Regions from separate parts of the Homo sapiens genome. Here region 2 is linked to region 1. Evidence: read pairs that join two places in POLR2A ChIA-PET (ENCODE). Cell type or tissue: Panc1. All regions are shown on one strand. Region 1 overlaps LOC105371814 (a long non-coding RNA gene). Region 2 has its middle 18 kb from the start of HOXB13.

Region 1 (5,000 bases):
ACCTTGTGATCCACCCGCCTCGGCCTCCCAAAGTGCTGGGATTACAGGCGTGAGCCACTGCGCCCAGCCTATTTTTTTTTTTTTTTTTTTTTTATTGAGATGGAGTTTTGCTCTTGTTGCCCAGGCTGGAGTGCAGTGAGTGGTGCGATCTTGGCTCACTGCAACCTCTGCCTCCTGGGTTCAAGCGATTCTCCTGCCTCAGCCTCCCGAGTAGCTGGAATTACAGGTGCGCGCCACCGCACCCGGCTAATTTTGTATTTTTAGTAGAGACGGGGTTTCACCAGGTTGGCCAGACTGGTCTCGAATTCTGACCACAGGTGATCCACCCATCTCAGCCTCCCAAAGTGCTGGGATTACAGGCATGAGCCACCGCGCCCGGCCCAATACCTACTATTTTATCCAAATTAAAAGGAGATGTTACACTTAAAATTTTGTTAAGAAGCTAGATCTCGCCTTCTTCTGCCGCTTCTGGTGCTGCTTGTGTGCTCATTTGGTGCGGACCTGGTACCTCTTTTGTGAAGCGGCAGCTGAGGAGACTTCAGTGCTCGCCATGGCCGACGAAAAGCCCAAGGAAGGAGTCAAGACAGAACAACGATCATATTAATTTGAAGGTGGCGGGGCAGGATGGTTCTATGGTGCAGTTTAAGATTAAGAGGCATACACCACTCAGTAAACTAATGAAAGCCTATTGTGAACAACAGGGATTGTCAATGAGGTAGATCAGATTCCCATTCGACGGGCAACCAGTCAATGAAACAGACACACCTGCACAGTTGGAAATGGAGGATGAAGATACAATTGATGTGTTCCAACAGCAGACGGGAGGTGTCTACTGAAAAGGGAACCTGCTTCTTTACTCCAGAACTCTGTTCTTTAAAGACCAAGATTACATTCTCAATTAGAAAACTGCAATTTGGTTCCACCACATCCTGACTACTACCGTATAGTTTTCTCTGTTCTTTCATTTCCCCCTTCCCCATTCCTTTATTGTACGTAAAGTAACTGGTATATGTGCACAAGCATATTGCATTTTTTTTTTTTAACTAAACAGCCAATGGTATGTTTTGACTGACATCAAGGGGAGACGGGATGGGGAAAAATACTGATTCTGTGAAAATACCCCCTTTCTCCATTAGTGGCATGCTCATTCAGCTCCTATCTTTATATTCCAGTAAGTTATTTTGCTCTCACTGTTTTAACAACAACAACAAAACAACAACAACAACATAAAAATCCTTGCATACCTTGTTCAATTGGAGAATTTTAATGTTTTTCATTTATCATTGTAAAACCAAGGACAATTTTATAACTTTTTTGTACGTAGCTGTTACATGTAGGGTAATCTGTCTTTAAGTAAGGATAAATTACTCTAAAACAAAAAAGAATCCTACATAGTTTTCCCTTCAAGTCAAGCGTCTTGTTGTTTAAATAAACTTCTTGTTTAAAATGAAAAAAAAAAAAAGAAGCTAGATCTCACATTGTGTTCTTACCACAATAAAAACAAAGTTATGACAGATAAGTAGGTAGTCAGCAGAAAAACAAACAAACAAAAAAAAAAAACAAAGAAAAAAGAAAACAAAGTTAACTCAGAAAAAAATAAAAGGAGATTATACACGGCAGATGTGGAACACAACAAAAATAATACTGTTGTTCACTATGTGTTAACAGGGACTGAAGCTGGCTACAGAAAGAATGTCCCAGCAACAAAGAGTGGGAAGCCCTGAGCAAATTGTTAAAAGCTCCTTCTCAGTTTCTTCCCAAGAGAAGTTTTCATCTCAGGGGTGGTCATTTCTGGAGGCAGGGGCCTGCAGGAGACACCTTGGTAACAGGCAGGTCTGTTTGGCTTCCTGAATCCATGACAGTTGATAAGCAAGGCCCCTTCAGATGCTCTGTTGGGCATTGCCTGGAGTGTGTAACCAGATGGAGTGCCTGCATTTCCAAGATCATTTATAGCTGTTTCCTGTACCCGAGTAAATTTTTTATTTTAAAGGTGCCTCCTGGCCTGACCCAAATTTCGGCTTAACATTAGCAGTTACTTCTCTTTGGCTGAGCAGATGAACTGCAAAAACTCCCAGAGTGAAAGAGGGAAGGAGGGTGGGGTTGGGTGAGGTGGCAGGGATGGGTTCCGGAAGATGGGAGGTGGGCCTGGTTCATCACCAGGGCCTCTCTGGTAAACTGGAAGGCCAGGCAGGCTACTGGCAAAGAAAGAGTTACTGACCATCAGCTGAAGGGATGGCAAGCAGTGAAGGAGGCTCTGGCCCAGCAATTCTTATCTTCAGGAAAGTTTAAGAGTCATTGTCACTTGCAGGGAATTTCCTGGACTATGAATTTTATTGCAGAGAGGACAGAATGGCTGGGTGGGAGGAAGTTAGCCTCAGGCTCCACACCCACCCCTCCCATTCCCCCACAGCTGGGTTTGCTGTTTCTCCAAACAATTTAGTGTTAACAACATAAACCCTGGTCCAGCCTGACCTTCTGCAGCTGTGCGGCCTTCAAGTCTTTATCCTTGCTAAGCCTTGGCTCCCTCATCTATAAATGGGCTTAATAACAGCACTTGCTTATAGTAAATGCCGAATATATGTTGGGTTTGAATAATGATGAGGAAAGCTGGGGCCAGAGATTTGCACTGAGGAGAATGAACAGAAATCTGTCCCTGTTCTTCTTCTTCTTCTTTTTTTTTTTTAGACGAGTCTTGCTCTGTATCCCAGGCTGGAGCGCAGTGGTGCAATCTCGGTTCACTGTAACCTCCACTTCCCGGGTTCAAGTGATTCTCGTGCCTCAGCCTCCCAAGTAGCTGGGATTACAGGCACCCACGACCACGCCCAGCTAATTTTTGTATTTTTAATAGAAACGGGATTTCACCATGTTGGTCAGGCTGGTCTCGATCCCTTGACCTCAGGTGATCTGCCCGCCTCGGCCTCCCAAAGTGCTGGGATTACAGGCATGAGCCACCATGCCCAGTCTGTCCCTGTTCTTGGGAGTTGATTAGAGGAACAAGACAGGCATGCATCAAAATAAATGCACTTGGTTGCCTCGTCTAATCAATGGTGCAAAAGCACCAATCTTGAAAACAATTTCTAGTTACACCTTGTAGTATATTTTGGGTTCTTGTTTGTTTGTTTGTTTTGGAGATGGAGTCTTGCTCTGTCGCCCAGGCTGGAGTGCCTTGGCATGATCTTGGCTCACTGCAAACTCCACCTCCTGGTTCAAGCAATTCTCCTGCCTCAGCCACCTGAGTAGCTGGGACTACAGGCACCCACCACCTCGCCCAGCTAATTTTTTGTATTTTAGTAGAGATGGGGTTTCACCCTGTTGCCCAGGCTGGTCTTGAACTCCTGAGTTCAGGCAATCCGCCTGCTTCAGCCCCTCAAAGTGCTAGGATTACAGGCATGAGCCACGGTGCCTGGCCCCTTGTAGTACATTTTGTCTTCCCAGTCTATTTTGAGATGTTATTCAAGTAAATGTGTGTCCCCAGGGCTCCAGCAGGCTCACAGCAGGAAGCAGCAGTCAGGAAGTACAAGGTGGCAAGCAGGACACTGGGTCAGAACGTGTTCTGGACCCACTGGCAGGTGAGGTTTGCTGAATTCTACACAACAGCAGCTACCACGTCCCTGTGTTCTGGAGCCAGGGAAGGCTTCCAGACAGAAGGGGCTTCTCCCTGTAATTTGAGGGAGATTATTGGCTCAGGCAAAGGTGAGAGGGTTTAAAGAGGAAAAAAAGAGAAGAACCGAGCAGCCTCAAGCTGGAGAAAGCCCTGGGGACCTTGTAGAGATCCTCTTCTGGGGACAAAGACCATGAGGGGTCATAGGTGGCAGAGCAGTGCACAACATCCCAGGGAACAGATGTTGAAGATGGATTAGACCCTGACAACGGATGTGAAATATTGACCCAGCGAAAAGTGCCTGGTGTTTGCACAGGCCAAATCAGTGCAGCAACTTCCATGGGAGGAGGGGCCGGAAAGTACCCAGGTCCAAAGGTCACTCTCCACACTCCCACACACTCTCCCAGGGCCCACAAGTCAGTCTCCAGCTCAGGGAGGATTTAAAGGAGGACGCGTGTGTTGGAAATCAAGGCAGGCATTCACGGGCATGCACGCACACATGCACACAGTCTTTTTTCTTTCCTTGAAGGCTCACCTAGTTCTGTTTGTGTTAAAAAAAAAAAAAAGAACACTCACCTAGGCCAGGCATGGTGGCTCACACTTATAATTCCAGCACTATGGGAAGCCAAGGCAGGAGGATCACTTGAGGCCAGTTCAAGCCCAGCTTGGGCCACATAGCAAGACCCTGTCTCTACAAAAATTTTTAAAAAAAAATTAGCCAGGTGTCATGGCATGTGCCTGCAGTCCCAGTTACTCAGGAGGCTGAGGGAGGAGGACTGCTTGAGCCCAGGAGGTCGAGGCTGCAGTGAGCCATGATCACACCACTCCTGCCTGGGTGAGATAGAGTGAGATACCATCTCAAAACCCAAAAAAACTCACAAGCTCACCTATATATAGAAACAACTAGATGTACTGGGTCGTGGTGGTATATGCCTGCAGTCCCAGCTACTCCGAGGCTGAGGTGGGAGGATCACTTGAGCCCAGGAAGTGAAGGTTGCAGTGAAGTATCGTGTCACTGCACTCTAGCCTGGGTGACAGAGTGAAACCCTGACTGAAAACAATGTTTTAAAAAATGGATGGAAATGCTAATAATTGTGTTTGGTTGATGTAACTATACTTTTGTACTTCATGCATTTCAAGTGTTCTTTAATGAGAATAAATTTTTTTAAAGAGAGAAAAAAGCTTATCTGCCTGTCAACATTAAGTTCCTAAAATCAAAGGTTTCTTTCCAGTCCTACCCTACTAGTATTTGACACTATTGAACTCATTTTCTGAAACTATTTCCTTGCTTGGCTTTCAGCCTTCCCATTTTCTCCTGGTTTTTCTTCCCTTCATGGATGGCTTCTGGTCCCCTGCCTGACTCCTAAAGTTAGCATTATTCAGGGTCTGTCCTCAGCCT
Region 2 (5,000 bases), 130 kb after region 1:
TCGGCATCCCCTCCATTTTGTCCTCCATCTCTAGGAAAAATTGTCTGGAAAATTCCAATAAGTATAGACGGAGAGACTTTACATTAGTCACGAGCATAACTTTTATTGACAAAACCAAACCGAAACACAATCTTACATTTTAGCAAAATACCATGAAAACAAATTATGAGAACAACGAAACACAAAATACGATAAAAACAAATTACGAGAACAATGAAAAACAACAGAAAATGGGAAAACATGAACAAAGTTTTCTGGAAAAGAACATACAAATTGCTTGTAATTCTGCAAATATGTTCAACCACTTCAAAATTTTAAAGTGCACAAGTCCTTTGAGATCATCCATTTCTAACAATATATCATACAGATATACTTGCATATACACAGAATAGTGTATATTGTGTGCACCACCAGAAAAAAGAAGAAAATAAAATTGGAAACAATCTAAATATTTCTCAATTGTCATCTAATTACATAAATTAAGATATATTCAGAAAACGAAATGGAACCATTATAAAGGAAGAGGCAGTAGTAAAGATATAAAATCGTCATTAAGTTGCACTAAGTTTTTAAAATAAAAGGCGAAATATAAAGCTCGGTATGTGGAATGTTGTCATTTGTCTTAAAAATTTTTATTTATATACATTTCTCTAAGGATACTATGGGAATCGTAGTTGCTTTTTGGAAGGGAAGCTGGGATAAGAGGTGAGAGGAAGACCTATTTTACTTTTTAATGTATGTCCCCAATGTAACTTTTGACTCTTTCCTTTAGCATACATTACCTATTTTTTCTTTTTCTTTATTTTATTAAAAAAAATAGAAACTGGGGTTCTCACTCTAATGCCCAGGCAGGTCTCTAACTCCTGGGCTCAAGAGATGCTCCCGTCTCAGCCTCCCAAAGTGCTGGGATTACAGTTGTAAGCCACTACACCGGCCCCTATTTTTTAAAGATAGATTAAAATCGGGAAATTATTTTAGTAGTGTTTGTTTTTAAATATGTAGGTAATAAAACTACTATGGATTTTAAATTAATTACATTTCTGCTTATTAAGGTCTGTTCTACATACTCGTTATCACAACTAAAAGGCAGAGTTTTCTCAGATAATTAAAACCAATAAAAATCAGACTGCCGACTTAATAATTCGTTTTTTAAAATAAAAACTTTTTTTCTGAGGCGAGCTTTCAGAGCTTAATTCAACAAGAATGATACCAGTTGCTTAAGCTGGTAGCCCGGGTTAAAAAAAAATTGTTGGCGGGGGGAATAGATACTAATTTCTTTTTAGCTTGCAGAGCAGCTCTATACAGCTGAGATCGACTGAAGAGTGAAGAGGAGAAATTATTTGCACCATTCACACCAAAAACTAAGCCAAACTTTAATGGTTTGTTTCCAAGTTGAAACCTGTTTGTTGTTGCTGGGCTTCCCGAGTTCTCCAGGTCTTTCCGACAGCGTAGATCTTCGGACCTTTTCGCCCTGGGACCCGGTGGAGCCCGCTTTAGGAGATCCTGTTTCGGCGGCGACTTGGCCGGCGGGAGTCAATGCGCGACACTGGGGCTGCTTCTGGGTGGACGCCTTTGGAGGAACCGAGGGGGCCCTGGGAATGGAGCATGGGCCTAGATGGCATTCACCATACCCCGATGGGAATAGATACTCCTGGAGGGCAATGCCTCCCTCTGCGCCCCTCTGCGCCCCGCTTCCGCCCGGGTAGTCGATGGGTGACCGAGCAGCCGGAGGAAGGAAGTGGGGAGACCCTCTCTCTCCAGACCCACACCCCCGACCGCTGGGCCCCGCTTCGGGCCATCTCGCCGGATTGGACTGCCTCGCGTGCATTACTCAAAACACAGTCAGCCCTCTGTGCCTGCGTCGGTTTTTGGGGATTTGGTGAGGAAGCCCGCGGGCCGAGAACTCTCAGCTCTCTCCACGGAGCTGGAGGCCCAGGAGAAACACGGGGCGGGAGCGGGGAGGCGGCTGGAGGCCCCTGTGGGTCCGCTGCTTCCCGCTGGACGGCGGCGCGGGCTCTCGGCGGCGCGGGCTCTTGATGTCCCTGGAGCGACCTGAGACAGACTCCAACCCACGCAGGAGAAACACGGGTCTTGGGTCTGGGCCCCTACCCACAAATTTGCCCGAATTCCTTTCCTCCCCGGACAATAGCCTCAGCTCTCTTCTGAGTCCTCCACAGTAAAAATATAGAGAAACGGAGACATGGAAGTATAAAGAGATATGCCTGAACCGGGTCAAGAAGGGAATCTTGGGGATGTTTTTGTAGTCAGCAGGAGCCTTGGCGACCCTGGAGGATCAATCGTGATGGGGAACAGGCAGATAAGGATGGCCCAAGGTGGGGGTGCGGGGCATCTATGCCAGGAGAGGAGTTGCAGGATGGACAGAGAGATCCCTCTCCCCCGGAGTCCCCAGAAGGAGCCCCGGGAAGGGGGACTCTGACTTGAGAACCAGTAAGCGAACTTCCCAGGCTTCTGGTGTCTCCTCAAAACGCAGCCTCTCAGAAGCCAAAATGATGCAAACATCGTGGAATTATAAAGCGACTGATTTACTCCCCCCCGGAACCAGCAAACCCTCCGCTTTCCTTCTTTCTCCATTTCACTGATGGCAGCATTTCACCTCCTCCACTCCCTTCCTGGGGATTCTGCTGTCCCTCATCAGTCCCTCCAAAGAAACTACTAAAAGAAGGAAAGACCACTGTCAGCCAAGCACGGCCCTTGGAATCTTGTTTCTCAATCCCCCATTCCACTCTCTTTCCCCTGGCGGGGGGCCCTCTGACTGATGTGGCTAAATGGAGGGGTGGGGGGTTGGGGCGGAGATTAGAATCTGAGTATTTGCCCAAATGCTTCAGCCTTCTTTGTTGTGAATATAGCTGTGGCTCTGTCACATCAAACAAGTAGAGATAACCAAGAATAAGACTAATGATGAAAATGAAAATAAAAATAAAAACTTCCCTATACAGGCTACCAAACACACGCACACCACACACACACACACACACACACACACACACACACAAACGTGTAGGCTGTCTGGGGCTTTAAAAATGTGGGTGGGTCTCTAGTCCTGATTCTGGGCCTATAACTTGATGAAAGAGATGAGATTAGAGCTGATAAAACTTCTGGATCACTCTAGATTGTTTTGTTTACAAGCAACAAACCAAAACACTTCCCTCTCAATATTCAATCGGTAGAGGTGAGTAATTGAGAGATTTTCCTGCACTGACAGGTCGATCAGCTCTTGGCCGGGAGAGAAGGGGCTGGGGTCTACTCTTAGCTAAGGGCAAGGGGACTTGACCAGCTCCTTACAGGAGCTAACAACTCAGGGAAAGTGAAAATTCCAGCCAATCAACTATTGTTTGGTCGAAGACAAGCCAAACAATGGCTCTGGCTGATTTCTCCCAGAATTGGCAGGGCTGGCTGGTTATTTTGTCATCCTAGAAAGCCAACCTAGCAGGTGCTGAGCCGAGCCAGGTATACCTGTGTTAAAACAAGTTCTGGATAATCCCAGCCTCCACTACCCTCCTATCCAGCTCTCTGGGACTTCCCATCAGCTCTGCTCTGCGTGCCCTGAAAGTCCCTGATTTCTTTAACTACAATTTTCATCCTTTTTCTTTTCCCTATGTGAGCTCCCATCTGTCCCTCTGTCCCTCTGCCTGTCTGTCACAGACTTCTTCCATTTCTCTGGAGTGAGGGTTCTCTGGATTCAATACCTCTGGTCTGGCAAAGGAATTAACCCATCTCTGGTTAACTGGCTCCTTCAAAGCCTGGATCAGCTCATCTGCGTGTAAGGACGCAGCTGCTGTTGCTCCGTCACTGTGTCTTTTTGCAGGTGGGTGCTTGTGGGCACTGTTTCGCATGGCACTGTTTCGGATGGCACTGTTTCAGATGCCTAGTGGGGCAGATAAAGTTGTCTTCATGGGGAAAGTGACCCTCCACGGCCTGCATTTATTAAATTCCCACATACTTTGAAACTACATCACATTTATTTCCTTCCTCCTGGAACTGAAAGTTCAAGTAGGTCAGAGAAAGGAAGAAAATTTTATTTTTTTTCAAAAGTTTAGAGTCCCTAGGCCTGCCCATGCATGAAAAAGAAATTCCAGGCTGAGACTCTAGCTGAGACACAGACTTTATCCACTGTTTGGAAGGCCCAGAGGAACTTCAGGGACCAGTCAGGACAGAGTTCCAGGGTCTGCAGGGAGCTGAGGGGGTATTTGGAATCTAGCCTCTCTTTTACCTAGAAAAAAAAATGTCTGGCTTCCAGGTCAAGAAAGGGAATTAAAGGAGGCAAAAGGGAAAAGAAAACCAGGAAGAAAAAAAGCTGGAGGCTTCCTCCGCTCAGAACTGGCTTAGTGCAGGGCCCCTAGCAGAGCCTTCCACTTCCAACCCAGGGGTCAGACAAAAACTGAGAGAAAATAAACCATCCCGTTCTTCCTTCAGTTTCTCCTTCCTTCCTTCGCCAAAAAAAATCAGATCTTACCCTCTTTTCTGGGGCAGGAACCCAGGTGCAATGCCAGAGTCTCCCTTTCCTTCTCTGGCTGAACTCTGGGTAGGGGGCTCACAGTCTCCCTTGGATCCCTTCCCCTCCCCCACCCAACCCCCTCCTCTGCATTGCCTGGGTCTGGAGAAGGCACCTGGCAAACAGGTGGAGCTATGTAGAGTAGCCAGATGCACTCCCTCACCATTTCCAGATCCTGTTTACATGAACAGACTCAGCCCCCAACCCTACCATCCCAAAATGGTTTCAAAAATGTAGACTCCCTAATGCTGCAGACCAAGAGGCTCTGCAGTGTTAATGGCTCTTTGCGGGAGACTCACACCCATTCTGAACAGAAGCCTGTTTTGAAGATATGGGGCCTGGAGTTTTTAAGTTACACAGAAGGGAATATAAATCCCAGACAAGAGCAATTCCACGCTGTACAGGAGAGACCTTGAGATGTGAGATGAACATGGATCGTGGGTGATAAAGACCAAATTTCAGAGGTCCTGGCAGTAGGAGGAGCTTC

Evidence for each region. Peaks named below come from ENCODE experiments on the same cell type or tissue, not always from the same donor. Only the 100,000 strongest peaks of a DNase experiment are listed, where the experiment ranks them.
Region 2: POLR2A ChIA-PET joins it to region 1 with 10 read pairs; 4 of 35 experiments call an interaction of 5 or more read pairs at or near these places.

Annotation. Positions count from the first base shown.
Region 1 is chr17:48,870,741-48,875,740 of GRCh38, reverse strand. LOC105371814 (a long non-coding RNA gene) reads left to right here. Exons shown (of 4, transcript NR_135674.1): 4 at 702-881. It also overlaps the pseudogene SUMO2P17. Among named protein-coding and RNA genes, the nearest start is that of ATP5MC1, 20 kb to the left of the region's middle. In Panc1, no CTCF peak of the experiment used is centred here; no DNase peak of the experiment used is centred here; H3K27ac peaks cover 4,504 bases.
Region 2 is chr17:48,744,452-48,749,451 of GRCh38, reverse strand. No RefSeq gene overlaps it. Among named protein-coding and RNA genes, the nearest start is that of HOXB13, 18 kb to the right of the region's middle. In Panc1, no CTCF peak of the experiment used is centred here; no DNase peak of the experiment used is centred here; H3K27me3 peaks cover 364 bases.